Regions from separate parts of the Homo sapiens genome. Here region 2 is linked to region 1. A link is a loop called in an ENCODE intact Hi-C map of the cell type or tissue named here. Cell type or tissue: dorsolateral prefrontal cortex. All regions are shown on one strand.

Region 1 (8,000 bases):
GGCCTCCTGTCATTTGCAATTCTGATCATTATGCCATTAAAGACATCTATAATGAAAAATCATCATTCAAAAAATGAGATGAAAATGGGATATAAAAAGTAACAAAGAACCGGAGACCCCTCCCTGTAGACAGCCAGCTCAACTAGTCACGAACACCCTAAGGGTCTATTTTAAAAACATTTCCTCCACAAAAACATCACGGAGAGGCTTTGCTAACTACTGCCGTCTAAAAACAAATATTCTCCTCCCCTACCTGCCTAACAACCCAATCCAAAACTACACAATAGGCTGGAAAGACATGGCTCAGGCTTCTGAATCCCTGCCGGTTAATAATGACTACTTTCTTTTCTGTGTGCTTGGAAAACTTTCTTTCATTTGTTCACTTGACAAATATGTAAGACCCAGCATGGGCCAGGCACATTAAGGACGGAGGTAATAAAGAAAAGAGGAAGGGAGGAGGGAGAACAGAACAAGAAGTTCCAACCCAAGGATCCGACCCAACTTCGCACTGCTTTGCGTTTCAATCCAAACCCCATCTGGTCTGGAGGCTGTGTGTGGAGAGTGTGCATGCATGCTGCATTCTTCTGAGTCTCCATACTGCAAAGGATGAAACCAGGTAAAACAGACCTGGGTTCAGATCCCAGCTCTGCCACTTACTAGTGACATGGCTTTGTGTCACTTAACCTCTTCCAGCCTTCATCTCTGAGGTATAAACTTGAGACAGTAATAATGCTGAAGGTGACTACAGGTCACTGATGAAAATAATGTCTGTGAAGAGTCTGACACTGTGTCTGGCACACAGTAGGTGCTCAACTACTCTAAGTTTTCTTCTTCATTTCATCACTATTTCAGTCTCACCCATAGGGCAAGGTGAACTTTAGTGCATAAGGTGAAAAGCATACACAATTCAAATGACAATTTTAAAAGGCCACAAGGCCACTCTGGACTTCAACACATTCTTGCAATGGGTTCAAACCAGCCAGTGCCCCCAGCCCAGTGTTGGAAAAGACTGCCATTTCTTCAGTTGTGAATCAGAGGAAGTGGCTGGTTTGAGTTTAGGAGACATGATGACAGTGAAAATGCTAGACTCGCAGGCAGTAAGCAAGATACTCTTAGTAGAAGAGGCCCTAGGGAACAAAACCAATGATGGGAACGGCAGATTCGCAAGCCCCATCTCACCCTCACCCCAGAGCTCACACACGCTGGGTGGACGGCAGGCACTGCTGAAACAGGCATTTCTTTTCTGCCAAGCACACATAGATAACCTCCTACCATTAGGTTTCTGTGGGATGCACCTACAGCGTGCAGCCTGTCCCTGCCCTGTCCCCTATGCGCTCTCCTCCGTATCTTTTCTCCTGCTCCCAAAGCTCTCCTTTTTCTCGATGCTACTGGTACTTTCCTGCACGGAACAGTCTTTGACTCACCACACACTTTTTCTGGGATCACTGCTTATACTAGAATTCCATGAGCAGCCTATATCCTTTGCTCTCTTAGAAGTACGAGTGGTGGATGGTCAGCACGCAGGCAGAGGGCGGGGACAGCGCCTCCAGGCACATGGTAACTCCCAGCTGGTTCTCTGACTTTGGAGTCACCGGGTGATGTGCAATTCCTCACTTGTGTGCTTTGAAGGTTGCATGGAAAGAACCCCCAAATGCTTTCCAGCTCAGAAATTCCAAGATAATTTTTGGGTGTTCAATCAATTTGAAAGCTCCTACCACCAACCCCGTCAGTTTCTTTCTACTTTTATGCTTTCCAAAGCTTCCAAAATCATTCTAAGGCTCCAGGTACATTTGGGATTCTAGTTACTGAGGTTATCAGACTTAGGGCATTTCAGCTGCAGAACTTTGGAAAGTCTGCTCATAAGAAATCAGAAATGTCATTCACATGTCAATAAGATGGAGGTAAAATAGACAAGAAAAGAATTACCTTGACAATTCATAACAGACAACGAATGTGGATACATTATAAATGTTTTTGAGTGAATATGCAACAAAAATGATCACCGCAAACACTATTATAGTACTTACTATATGCCAAGAAGAATTGTAAGGGCTTTTTACAGATTATTGCATTTAATCCTCATTATAAACTTAGGAGGCAGGTACCCCTAGGATTCCTCTTTTACAGAGAAGAGAGGCCAAGTTAACTGGCTTGAGGACTCATTAGGAAGTGTCGGAGCTGTATTTGAAATTAGGTCTACTCCATAGCCTGTATTCTTAACTTTTCCTTGCTCTTAAAATTCTTCAGAACCTTGACAAGAGGGGCGAGAGGAAAAAACATTTTACTCATATTTGAGTTCCTCAAAATATCAACTCTATCTTTAAAATTATTTACATATCTTCAAAAACAAATAGTGCAAAATTCATATTTGAGTTTCACTTTCTAAGAGGGGACTATATTTTAAATTTCTCCAGTGGCCTTACACAGAGTCACGAACATCTAAAGTATAGTTCTTGACCTTTTTAGGGGCACAGATGCCTTTGAGATACTGACAAAAGCTATGAATCTGATCTCTTCTATAAAAGAAATAAACATATACACAAAAACAAAAAACTTTCTGCCTGTCATTTTGAGCTTCAGAGGCTTTTGGTTCATGGAGCTCAGGTTAAGTGCCTCTGATTGTAAACACTGTTCAACACACACACACACACGAGACACACGAGGGTACACTCTTTCTGTAAACATCATCTGCATAAGGAAGAACTTTGAACTTTCTAGCTCAGCACCCGCAGACATCTGCTGGCCATCAGTGGGGGTTTGTCTGCATGGTCACACTAAGCAGGGATCTGGGGCCTGCAGGTGGTGGGGAGACTGAGTGCACCATGAGAACCACCTACACTGAATCATCCAAATCATCATCATAATAAACTTCCAAATCATCATCATAATAAATCATATTGAACATTTAGTGTTTCCTATGTGTCGGACACCATGTTAAACCCATTGTATAGACTATCTCATTGAATCCTCACAACAAATGAGAAAACAGATGAGTACACTTGCCCAAAGGCACACACCTGGCAAGTTGAAAAGCCAGGGTCCATACTCTGGAATAGACTCTAAGCCTGTGCTCTTAAATTCTTCACTCTATGCCTCCAAACTTGGGCTCTCCGAGGATAAAACTCAGTGAAGAACGAAACCAAAGAGGTGTTACCTGCAGCCTTCTGTCGCCTCCCCCCTGCCAAACCCATGAAAACAAACCCATCAATTTTATTTAGCAGTTTCTTCAAAAGCATTTGCTAAATGTCAGAAAATATTAAGCAAAAAAATGTATTTATACCCCAACATAATACATCCCACATCCCAGGAATACGCTCACTCTTTTTGTGTTGAAGAATTTTAAAACTTTAAAAAATTCTAAGTCCAAAAAGAACTATGTCTTCTTCACTTTGGATTCCCAAAGCCTGGCATAGTTCCTAGCTCAACAAATGTCTAGGAACATTCAACAAACGAAGAGGTGATACATTTTATCAAGAATTTGACATTCTAAAATAAATATCAAGGAATGGCTGTACCTAAAATTTGTGGTCATGATGTGTTAAAAGTTGTTTTTTTTTTAAATGTGGAATTGTTTCATCTAATTTTTGCAAATATTTTAGTACACTCAAAAGGCATATAGTCTCTATGACAAGCAGGTAACAATTTATGACCTACAGTTTATAATCAGCAGCAACTCCTCCTCTCGTGAGGTGAACAGATTAGCAGCATAGTATAAAGTTTGTGGCAACAAACAGGTTCTATCCAAAGCCGTCTCTTACTACCGAGGTTGAACATAAGCACTCAAAAACACAAAATTCCCAAAGACTAAATACTACCCTACTGACATTTAAAAAAAAAAGTTTTGTTTGAATTATAATATCAGCTTATAAGAATGTGGAGATGTCAAGCACCAGTACATACACCTATAGAAGTGCGAAAACTACAAAGAAAACCGACATATCTCACAACTACTCCCAATCTCATTCTCCTGGGGTCCTAGCGCTACTTAAAAATATGTGCTAGGACGATTAAAAATCACTTATTTGCAAGACAAGGGCAAGAGTTACATCAATGTAGACGAAATCTCCTACACAGCCCATCAAGTATGGGTCCCATCCACTAGGTGGTGCTCTCCACCACACTGTTCCTCAGTGAGCAGTACAGTACATCAAAATGACAACAGCCTAGTTTTAAGATGATTTGTCTCTTGAGGATATACATTTGGTTTAAGTTTCTACTGCAAAGTTAAAGTTCTTAAGATAGGTCATGCAGACCAATTGCTCCTGTAATCTGAAACTCAAAAGAGCAAGTAATATCTAAACAAGGGGAGGGGGTGGCCCTGAGCTTATAAGGGTCTCTAAGAGCCAGGAGACAGTCAGCCTGGCTACCTCTAATCTCACCATCAAAACTGTTACCTTGTTCATTTTCTGCTTCACATCAGCAAAGAGAATAGCAAAAGCAACTTCAAGCGGCCCATAGCAAGAACATACATTCAACATCCATTCTGCTTGTCAGATGTCAATAATTTAATCTCAACTGCTTTGTTATCATTCAAACCCCAAAAGTAGAAATGTTTTTGCTTTACTCAAACTGATTTTTTTTCTCTTTTAGCAAAAACAAAAGCAAAGGAATGAATGTTCATTTTATCTCAAAGTTCTGAGAAAGAGGGTTTGGTAACAAGATATATGTCCTTGCCTCCAAAGTCATCTTTCAACTAAGTGAATGGGAATAAAATGCAGAGTATGCTGGCCTTGACCAATAATACAAATGTCCAAATTCCAAGCAAAGTCCAGGGTCTTGCTTCATCATTCCCTGTCCTCAAAAATATACAGATCCCTTTTTTCCTTTTTCCTATAATGAGGAAAGTCATTATGATCGTCTTTGGAGTGAACAAGGCAAGAAACTCAAAGCACTTCAATACACATGCAAAATAATTTTTTTTTTTTTTTTTTTTTTTTTTTTTTTTTTTTTTGGTAGAGACGAGGTCTTGCCATGTTGCCCAGGCTGGTCTCAGACTCCTGGGCTCAAGCAATCTGCCTGCCTCAGCCTCCCAAAGTGCTGGGATTATAGGCATGAGCCACCACACCCGGCCAGAAAATATTATTTCAAGAGATAAGTTACAGAACTTTCTAACATCTTCTTTGTTTGGAAATAAATGAAAAGGTAAAACTTAGTGGTTTCTAGAATTTAAAGAAACTAGCAAATTGCCAACAGCTTAGTTTTACAAAATGAGGGCTCAACTGCTAAAAATGGATTGCTCCTTAAGTGTACAAAGTAACACAAAATAATCACTCCGTAACATAACATTTGCCGGAAAAAAATGTGTGAAAACTACTAGAAAAATAATAGTTAGGTCCTGAGCAGTATATTAAAGATCTTGATTTTGAGACTCAAATTATATCTTTTCATTCTACATGAGTTCTTACTTTCTTTGGACAAAAAATTTAAGGTCCTGTATCTGAATTCAGCTCAGTGTGAAAGCTTTAAATGTAAAACTAGTATATGCAATTTAAATCCCCTTTAACAGTTTTTCAGACAATTAATTAGGTAAAGCATTTGAAACACCATACATACAAAAAATTTTCATTCATATTGCAATGAATTTCACTCAAAATCACATATCGAACTGTAATAAATTTACAATAAAAATGTAACACTAACTGCCCCCCACAAATACATATACACTTTTAAGAGATACACAGTCATGTACCTAAGAAAGGAAAGTAAAACTTGACAATGTTCAAGAAATCTTTCGAAAGCTCTACAGCATTAGTCAGCATTATCTGATCAAATATTAGCATGACCACTATTTTCAAAAGGGCCCATATGTAACAATAGCCAAAGGGGCATCTTCCTAAACTTACAGTATTACTCTAATAGAACAGACAAATTTCCTTAAGAATTGGAGTTGTACTGAACACAAAATGCCGATTTGCAATTATGAGGTCAATCTCATAACAATGAGATTTAAAACAAATTTCAGATTACGGTTTTAAATTTCTATTCATTCTCTATACAGTGGTATATTTCAATAATTACATAAACTGAAACGTTTTCCCTCCTATTTTTTCTCCAAAAGGTTCTCTACAGATGCTTACTTCGTAAAATGCAGCTTAAAATTTATTGGAAACTAAGAATTTTTTTACATGGAATCTATAAATACATGCATAATTTCTGTGCCCATAATTGGAAAAGGGCACAGAGGCTCCTATAACAATCACTAAGGAAGCTCTTAAAAACAAAAAACTTCATCCATGTTCAGGCTGAAGAATTCACATTTAACCTTTATTTTAAATTACAGCCAAAGTCTTTGTTTCAAATCCACATAAATCACTGTTCTTCTCTCTGCAAATACATTTTAGAGAAAACATTATTTAATGTTACATCTGACTTTAATAGAGTTTCCCATTTGCTTTTGCATGTTTATTATCAAACTCTAATCATGACATTTCCAAACTTATTTATACTTTCACACAAACTTCCGAAGTTTTCCCAACTTAAATAAAAACCCACAAAAACTGTGGGAAATGTTTTGCTTGAAAGATAAAAGCAACGTGGTCCAAATGTACATTTGTAATAATCAGTGTTTACTTTTGTTGTTCAAACATTCGGCTTATAGCACTTTCAATATACGCATTCAACTTAATTTTCTTGTCTCTTAAAAAAAAAAAAAGAAGGAAAGTGTTTTCTTTCCCTGTTTTGCTCTCAAAATATAAACTCATTTAATGCAAAGCATTCCCGGATCAGGCATGTTTTAAACTACGAGCACGTCTAGCCTCAACAGCATTCATCCATATTATATACAAAATGCCATTTCTTTCAAAACTTCAGTCTGGACATTTTATAAATCTAATTTCACTTTTCCTAAAAACATGAGGATATTTTACTATATAAGGCTCAATTAAAGTTTTAGTAAATAAAAATAACAAAAGAAATGATACCATAATACTAACGTAGGAAAAAGGATATATATTAATTTCATTTACTGAAAACGTTGAGGGTTTTTTCCTTGAAGTGTCTCTACTATAGATTTTACACTACATTTATTAAAATATGACAAACCTTTAACCTGGGAACAATTTACCAGTTAACATCATCTACCGAAAGAGGAAGTATACTTTGGGTAAGTAAGACACTGGAAACGATTTATGCTGCCTTTTTTCAAAGCTGCTTAGAAAATGGCTATGTACTTTTAAAAAATAATCATTAAAAACAGTCTAACGGTTGTCTTGTGATATCGTTGATCACAAGCCTAGTGATGCCACCTAATTCTAAAGACTGAAATGTGCCTCTCAAAGGGATCTAGCGCAGCCACAGTGTAATATACGTTAAAGGTAATGAAACTAAAAAGTAAGATTTCCTAATAGAATGAACATATTTTAAAGTTTTTATGATTGACAAAAGACTTCTTTTTTTAGCCATTAAAAAACTAAAAGTATCCTGACAAGAGATTCTGGTTTTGAAGTATGTCACACTCCGGTTACCCAGCCATGAATCTCAGTTCATTTTTTAAAATGAGGTCTATTTCCTGTAATTTTAGATATTTTAGAGTACAATTATTTTACATTTTTATGATGCCTTTGGGGTATCATTACAAATATTTTTATGTGTTTAAACTTAGGAAAGAAAAATTAAGTAATAGCTTCTCTTATAGGGAGCTGTCAACTCTCTCCTGGACAAAAATCTTTGTTTTAAAGCAATCTAGAGATTTATATCCCTAGTAACCATAGAAATTAATCTTAAGCTTTAGAAAAAAATTGCATAAAATGCTCTTTATTTAATTAAAATCAGAGCTCATTCTTAGAAATAAGAACCTTCTTTCGAACAGAAAGAATTTTCCACAGAGTATAGGTGGTACTCTTTGTGATAAATGAATCACGCACATTTAATTGACTTTTGAATTGTGTGCATAGAAAGTTAAGTACTTTGTTGGAAAGGATTCGCTCAGGGACTATATTCACTGAAAACTTTTCATAAGAAAAGAAAGTGAAACACAGGATTCAAACAGTGTTTGTAGATTA
Region 2 (8,000 bases), 720 kb after region 1:
CCCTTCCCTCAAATGCAGCTCTTTCCCCTCCACACCCACTGTAGCTGTGTCTCCTTTACATGTCTCTTTTTTCAAAAAGCAGCTGACCACCCATTTCCTGGCCCCACCCCTCCCACATTCTTCCAGCACATGCTCCTGTCTCCCTTGTAGTGCTGAGCACTGCTGTGACTGTACAGGGGTTGGGCCCTGCTTTTGATTAGTGCCTGTTTCTTATTGTGAGTTCCAAGAGGACATGTTCCTTTTACTCTGTTATGTCCTCAGTGCCTACCATACTGCCTGATACGGCGCACAGTACTCAATCATTATTCACTGCAACCTAGAAGTTCTCCTTCCTAATTTTGTTGTCATTCCTAATTTTTCTATTCCAACCCAAATGCCTCAGATCATTCCTTTGCTTCCGTGTGCTCACCTCCCCCAGCTTCGTTATGCTTCACCTCCAAGAGCGATCACTTAAACCTACTTCAGGGGCCCGCCCTTGCACTCCTGCAGAGATGCAAGTGCCTGGGAATTCACACACCCCTCCCAGGTGGCCCCATAGCCAGTGACTGGTGGGCCCAGAACTGTGAGAGCCCAGCTGTCTTGCATTGAGGTACGAAGTCATAATGCATTCTCCATAGCACAAAGTCATAATGCATTCTCCAGAGCACCTGGTTTGATCAGGCTGAGGCTGGGTCTTGCTTGACACCACACTGTAGCTTCTTTTCCCTGCTGGTCTTCAGGAAGCACTCCTTAATAAATTGCTTGCAGATGAAGCCTCATCTCAAAGTCTGCATCTGGAAGAACTCAACTAAGAAAGCTGCACTTTCGAAAGAGCAGAATCGTGGGTAGAATTGTATTAATAGATCTCTCGAGCTGGCTGGAGTCCTACAGGTTAACTAGAGATCTCCATGATTCATTTATTGAACATGTGTTCTGTGCTGGGACTGTGCTGGGCTGCAGATGGGGAAACTGAGGCTCAGATAAGGGAAGTGGTTTGTCTGGGGTCACAGAACATGTGAGGGACAGTGACAAGACAACAGAGTGTCCTGGGGTTTTTTGTTTGTTTGTTTTTGTTTTTTAGGTTTTTTTTGTTTGTTTTTGTTTTTTAGGTTTTTTTGTTTTGTTTTGTTTTGTTTTGTTTTGAGACAGAGTCTCACTCTGTTACCCAGGCTGGAGAGCAATGGCATGATCTCGACTCACTGCAATCTCCGCCTCCTGAGTTCAAGTGATTCTTCTGCCTTAGCCTCCTGAGTAGCTGGGACTACAGGTGGCTGCCACCACACCTGGCTAATTTTTGTATTTTTAGTAGAAATGGGGTTTCACCATATTGGCCAGGCTGGTCTTGAACTCCTGACCTTGTGATCTGCCCGCCTCAGCCTCCCAAAGTGCTGTGATTACAGGTGTGAGCCACTGCTCCCGGCGTGTCCTGGGTTTTAAGCAAAATATAGTCTCAGCTCTGGTTCTTCATCCTCCCTTATGGACCACTCGTGGGGAGGGGCTCTCAGGGCTCCTGCCTCTTTGCCTCTTGATGGCTAATTTTTTCTATCAACTTGACTGGTCTACAGATTGCTGCAATAGCTGGCAAAATCATTTCTGGGTGTGTCTGTGAGGGTGTTTCCAAAGCAGATTAGCATTTGAATCAGTAGACTGAGTAAACAAGATTACTCTCCCCAGTGTGGGAAGTCATCATCTAATCCCTGGAGGGCCCGAGTGGAACAAAGAGCAGGAGGAAGAGCACATTTTCCCTCTCTTCTAGAGCAGGGACATCCACCTTCTTCTGCCCTTGGACTTTCAGAGCTCCAGGTCCTCAGACCTTGGGACTGGGACTTATATCATTGCCTCTCCTGGTCCTCAGGCCTTTGGACACCACTGGGACTTATGTCGTTGCCTCTCCTTTGCCCTCAGACTGAATCACAACACTAGCTTTTCTGGTGTCCAGCTTGCAGATGACAATGGTGGGACTATGGAGGCAGTACAATCTCCATAATCCTGTGAGCCAATGTCTATAGTAAATCTCTTGTATCTATGTATCTCTTACTGTTTCTGGTTCTCTGAAGGACCCTAACTAATACACCTCCCCTCCCTCATTCTCTCCAAAGACAAGGCAAGGTCCAGGGCACACAGAGACAGGGAGGAGGGGTTGTTCCAGTTTTCACTGACAGCGCTGTGGGTGTGTGGAGCCTGAGGGCCTCCCTGGCTGGCTTCTCTCAGTCTCCCCAGGCTCTGGCTGTGGCAGATACGGTTTTCCATCTTGGTTGAGCTGTAATTTCAGAGATTTGGGGTTGAAGGGGTAGCAGTGACAGAGGAGTGAGTGAGTGAGGTGGCAGAGGTTGACAGTTCTAGACCAGGCGCGCGCGCGTGTGTGTGTGTGTGTGTGTGTGTGTGTGCATTTAGGATTGTTTGAACTGTGTAAGCCTGGGATTGGGCAATGCCCATGTTCTATACTCTGGGCCTTGGGGAGATATCTGTTCTTGCCTTGGGGGAATTCTCTTTCACCGATTCTCATCTCCCATCCTCCTTGCATCTCAGGTTACTGGGACAAAAGGTTAGGGCAGGATCCTGGGCCAAAGGAATGGAAGATACTTTAATTAGTCCACTTGGGCTGCCTCTACCAAGGTCAAAAGGAATATTCTTGGCACCAGGTGCCCTAGCCCAGTCCAGTCAATGTGGGGCCAAGACTTTCCAGCTGGAAGTTGAACCAAAAATCTTTATAGTACTACACCAACAGATTTGGTCTAGAGTGTCCCCTTTGCTATTTCCTTCTCAAGCCTGTGACAGTGATAGAGAAGTAGTTATGGGTCATAGTCAAATATCTTTCTATGTCATCATACCCAGCAAAAAGGCAAAAACCACAAATAACCCTTAGAAGCTAATGAAAGTGATGACTGTCTTCTCTTAGGATAATTAATCAGAATCTTCCTTTTCACTCCTGATTCCCCTCCACAGTAGGATGGTCCTAGGACAGGCAGTGGCTTCCATGGGAGGGTATTTGCAGGAATATCCCACTAAATATTCAACTTTAAATATCCTCCACTGTTTCCCACTGCTCTGGAGAGCCTCCATACCCCTCGGAAACAATAACGTGGTCAAGAGTTTATGGCGGTTATTGCATGGAGAGATCACAGCAATCCCCCAGTCTTGAGCTAATGACAGAGGCGTGACTTCTTCCAACAACAGTCATTACCTCTCAGTAGTGGTGGCTGCTGGCTGGCGAGAGAGTGCCTGGCAGATGGATAGGCCGATGAATGGAGGCCTCAGTAATTGAAATGACGAATGATGAGTCATGCACACACAAGCAGAGTGGGAGTAGCTGCGGAGGGGGATATGAAAAGGCCCATCTGCAAAACATTTCCATAAACCCAGATCTGTTTCTGCTGAAGTGAGACAGCATCTGCCAGAACCATTCTGCACCCACGAAGACAAAGACACATCCAAGAAGGAGCCTGCCCCGGGGTCTGGGAGAGAACAAGTTCAGGGCTGGGGTTTGGGCCTGGAGCACCTCCATCTTCTCTCCTACTTATGCAAATCATTATTTTCTCTTTAACTCCTTCTGTATCATTCTTCCCACCCAAAGTGCCATTCCAGACTCATCCTGTTCTTGACCCAATTGTTTCTGAACTGCTTTAGATGCTTCTGGGCTTTATTAGTCTTTGTGGGGTCAGCAAACTATGGCTCATGGGCCAAATCTGGAGTGCCATACATTTTAGTAAGTGGAGTCCTGTTGGAACACAGTCACACGCCTTCATTTATGTATCTTGTGTGGCTGCTTCTATGCTGCCATGGCAGTGTGGAACAGCCGGGACAGAGACAGGATGACCCACGAGCCTGAACGAATTCCTTCTGAACTGTATTCCTCTGCATCCACCCTAACACTGTGATATGGTTTGGCTGTGTCCCTACCCAAATCTCATCTTGAATTTTAGCTCCCATAATCCCCATGTGTCATGAGACGGACTCAGTGGGAGCTAATTTAATCATGGAGGCAGGTTTTCCCGTGCTTTTCTCGTGATAGCGAATAAGTTTCATGAGATCTGGTGGTTTTATAGTTTTATAAAAAGCAGTTCCCTTGCACGTGCTCTCTTGCCTGCCACCATGTAAGACGTGACTTTGCTCCTCCTTCACCTTCTGCCATGATTGTGAGGCCTCTCCAGCCATGTGGAACTGTGAGTCCATTAAGCTTCTTTTTCTGTATAAATTACCCAGTCTCAGGTATTTCTTCATAACAGTATGAAAATGGACTAATACACCCTGTGACACCTGTCCCAGTCCGCGAGGGTGGCAGAGACCAGAGAGGGAAAATATTATTTTCTCAAAAATGCAGTCTCAGATGCAGTCTCAGACACTTTCTTAATGCTCCAGCATTTTTTTTCTTAAGAAAGTGTCTGAGACTGCAGCTGAAAAGAAGAAGGGTCCCTCATTGGCAAAGAGGACTGTGATCACTTTTTGCTGCCTGCTTTGAGAGTTCCAAGATGAAGTTGCATGACCTGTGTCATATGTTTGTTTTTTCTCTTCTGGACATTTCAGTTTATTACTTTTATTTTATTTTGCTTTTCCTCTCTTTTTAACATCCACATTTCCTTCTCTGTACATTTATTCACAAAGGAAACATTTTCTGGTTTGATGTTGTGTTACAGGCATGGCTGTATCTATCAGTCAGGATGGGCTAAGCTATGCTGCAGTAAAAAACAACCCCCAGTTTTCAATGGCTTAAAAGAACAGAGGTCTCTTTCTTGTTGGATATACTACAGTGTGTCCAGCCTGGACTGGGAGAAGGCTCTGCTCACCAGGTGATTCAGGATTGTAGGTTGATGGTACCTCTTGAGCCCTGACCATGTGAGGGCCTGAGGGAAAGGGAACTCAGCCCAGAAGTGGCTCACACCCATTTATTTTCCCCATCAGTTAGTTACATGGCTTCCTCCAGCCACAGGGAGTCAGAAAATAAATTTCTACCCCTTGCCTAGAAAGGAAGGAGCGCCGGATATTGCTGAGTAGAATGATTGATCATCAAACACTGGTGCTATGGAAGTAAATAAGAACAAACCATGGTCTGGGCTCTGGAGGAGAACCAAGTCTCATATATGATTTATTGAGTTCTTACTGCATATACAACACTTTGTAGTTGTTATGGCATTTGATCTTCACATTAGTCATGAGAAGTTTTCTAACTTCAATTTCAGGGCAGAAAACTTAGTCCTGGCAAAACTAAATGACTTTATTAACATCACTCAGCTGGTAGGACTTGAAGGCAAAATTCTGGCTTCAAAGTATGAGCTCTGTATGGTACCCCAAGGACTCATATCTCCCTGCTTGAACCTTGGATTTCCACCCATGTCATCCTCAATGCCACTGATAAACACGGTAGTCTCGGGGTCTCTTAGATATTCTGGGTAGGGAAGAATTCAATGATCGCCCCATGGTGGGAAGGGAAAAGATGAGAGATTAATTTGGGTAAATCCATTCTGGCTTGATTCACCCAAATCAAGCCCATCTGGTAGATATGATTATTTTGTCTTGTGTCAGATAAATGATCACGATGCCTGACAAGCAATCTTCATAAAACTTCATTCTTTATAAACCTTTTCCCTGCTCAGTGGGCTTCATCAGTGATTCCTTATTGCCTTCAGGAAGAAGTCTAGTTTTCTTTGATTTTCAAAGTCCTGCCCAGTTGGGCACATGCCCCTCTCATGGCCCCTTTTCCTTGTCCAGTGTGCTCTGTCTGGAGCTTCCATCCCAGCTGCCTCCCCCTCAGCACTTCTGCACATGGAGAGATTCAGGTAACAGAAAATTGTGAGTATGGACTAACATATTAACAGTAGGGTGGGTGAAGAGGGAGAGATATCGGAAGACTTATGTGTCAGGAAATAGAGTTTACATTTCTTTTTTTTCTTTCTTTTGAGACAGGGTCCTGCTCTGTCACCTGTGCTGGAGTGCAGTGTCACAATCACAGCTCACTGCAGCCTCAAAATCACAGGTTCAAGTAATCCTCCCACCTCAGTCTTTCAGGTAGCTGGGACCACAGGCATGTGCCACCATGCCTGGCTAATTTTTTTGTATTTTTTGTAGAGATGGGGTGTTGCTATGTTGCCCAAGCTGTTCTCAAATACTTAGGCTAAAGTGATCTTCCTACCCTGGTCTCCCAGAGTGCTGGGATTATAGGTGAGAGCCACTGTGCCCAGCCTAGAGCTTACGATTTCTTGAATGGGGCAACCAGTGGTCAAAATTCTGAAGACAGTGAAAGGAAGAATAGTGTGCAAGAGAGTAACTCCATGAAATTGCTTTATCCCCTCAACTGAACTGAATTGATAATGATGATGTTAGAATCCCAGCAGCTGCCATCTACACCAAGCACCTCTGTGCTGGTCTCTGTGTTAGATCCCTCATGAACATTATCTCACCTAATTATCATAAAGTGCCTGGGCCTAGGAAGCGTTTATAATACCACCATTGACATTTGAGAAAGTAGGTTGGATACTTTAACAACCTTGTCCAAAACTGCAACATCGAAAAAAAACAGAATCAGGATATGGCCCCCCAACTGTCTACTTCCAAAGCCTAGATTGTTTCCTCTATACCACTGCATCTTCAAGGGCAATAGATTTCCTGTTGCTGACACAGGGATTTAGGTCAAATATGTGAATTTCTAGAGGCCAACTGCCTGATTTGGATGTAACAGCACAATTCCTGGAAGGCTTAAATTGTGCGTCATTGAAGCTCTTCCATTGGAAAGTTGAAATGTCAAACACACACCCACAGCTCAGCACATATGCAATTCAGGAGCCATTTCCTTGAAACTAGCATCTTGTTACAAAGGCATAATGTTGAAGACTGAATCTCCAGCCTGTGTGTGCTACATGTCCTCTTCCCCTTGTCTTTCTCCTCCTCCTCCTCTTTCTTCTTCTTCTTCTCCTCCTCCTCCTCCTCAAGGCTTTCCATATGAGGTCTCTCACCCACTGTTCACACCTTACCCACCTGACCTTCTGCCCTTCCCCATCTCCTCGGGCCATGCACAACAGCCTGGGCCTGGTGTTCCCAGTCTTCTTGCCCTTCTTTGTCCCTTTTCGTCCATCCATCTCTGCACATTCACAGCATAGCTAGTCTTTCATCAGTATCACAGATAATTCATTTTCCTTGAAGACTTTTCTTGTCCTGCCCTCACCGAAGACAAACCTGCACTGTTGTACTTTGTGTCCTCTTATGGTGTGCATTATGAACTCTACTTGTGGGCTTATGTCTGTGATTCCCTTACTAGACTTCAAATTCCATGAAGGCAGGGACCAGGTGTGAAGTCCACTGTTATGAGCCCTGCCCTAGAGAAGGCATTGGCAGGCATTCAAAAACAGATAAATGGGCATTTAATCTATTTTAAAATCTATTCCTTGGAACACTTACAGTATAGTTGCAAAAGTGTTTTCTATCCAAATATTGGTGAAGTAAATTAAGTTTTAGAAATACTTTTTTTTTTTTTTTTGAGACAAAGTCTCCCTCTATGCCCCAGGCTGGAATGCAGTGGTGTGATCACAACTCACTGCAGCCTTGACCTCCTGGGCTCAGGTGATCCTCCCACCTCAGCCCCATGAGTAGCTGGGACTACAGGTATGCACCATCATGCCTAGCTAATTTTTAAATTTGTGTAGAGATGGGGTCTAACTAGGTTGCCTAGGCTGGTCTCAAACTCCTGAGCTCAAATGATCCTCCCACTTTAGCCTCCTAAAGTGCTGGGATTACAGGTGTGAGCTACCATGCCCTACCAGAAATACTTCTTATATCCCCTGTCTTGAAGAGTCCCGTGAATAGTGGCATACCAAAAGCTCTGAGAATTCCTTCAGTAAAGAACTTCATTTTCACTTTTTAAACTAGTAAAAACCAAACTTATTTGTCTATTAGCATGCTTTTCCACAAATACACATTACTCCTCAGAACTCTTCCCTAGGTGTGCTGTAAGAAATTAAGAAGACAAGGCCTTCCTGGTCCAAGGCTAATGGAAAAGATTTGTAATTCTGGGAGAGAGAAATAGGGAAAGA

What was found. Peaks named below come from ENCODE experiments on the same cell type or tissue, not always from the same donor. Only the 100,000 strongest peaks of a DNase experiment are listed, where the experiment ranks them.
Region 2: it touches region 1 in a loop (4-fold over the local background); 2 of 110 quality-filtered maps call a loop at or near these places.

The regions. Positions count from the first base shown.
Region 1 is chr4:4,484,479-4,492,478 of GRCh38, forward strand. All of the region lies in intron 1 of STX18 (syntaxin 18), which reads right to left. Among named protein-coding and RNA genes, the nearest start is that of STX18-IT1, 6.8 kb to the left of the region's middle. RefSeq lists a silencer at 4,016-4,135 and an enhancer at 5,643-5,822. In dorsolateral prefrontal cortex, CTCF peaks have their summits at 4,089 (motif pointing right) and 4,289; a DNase peak (open chromatin) is centred at 4,103.
Region 2 is chr4:5,203,367-5,211,366 of GRCh38, forward strand. All of the region lies in intron 3 of STK32B (serine/threonine kinase 32B), which reads left to right. Among named protein-coding and RNA genes, the nearest start is that of STK32B, 160 kb to the left of the region's middle. RefSeq lists enhancers at 1,791-2,291, 2,292-2,792. In dorsolateral prefrontal cortex, no CTCF peak of the experiment used is centred here; a DNase peak (open chromatin) is centred at 3,225; H3K27ac peaks cover 1,625 bases.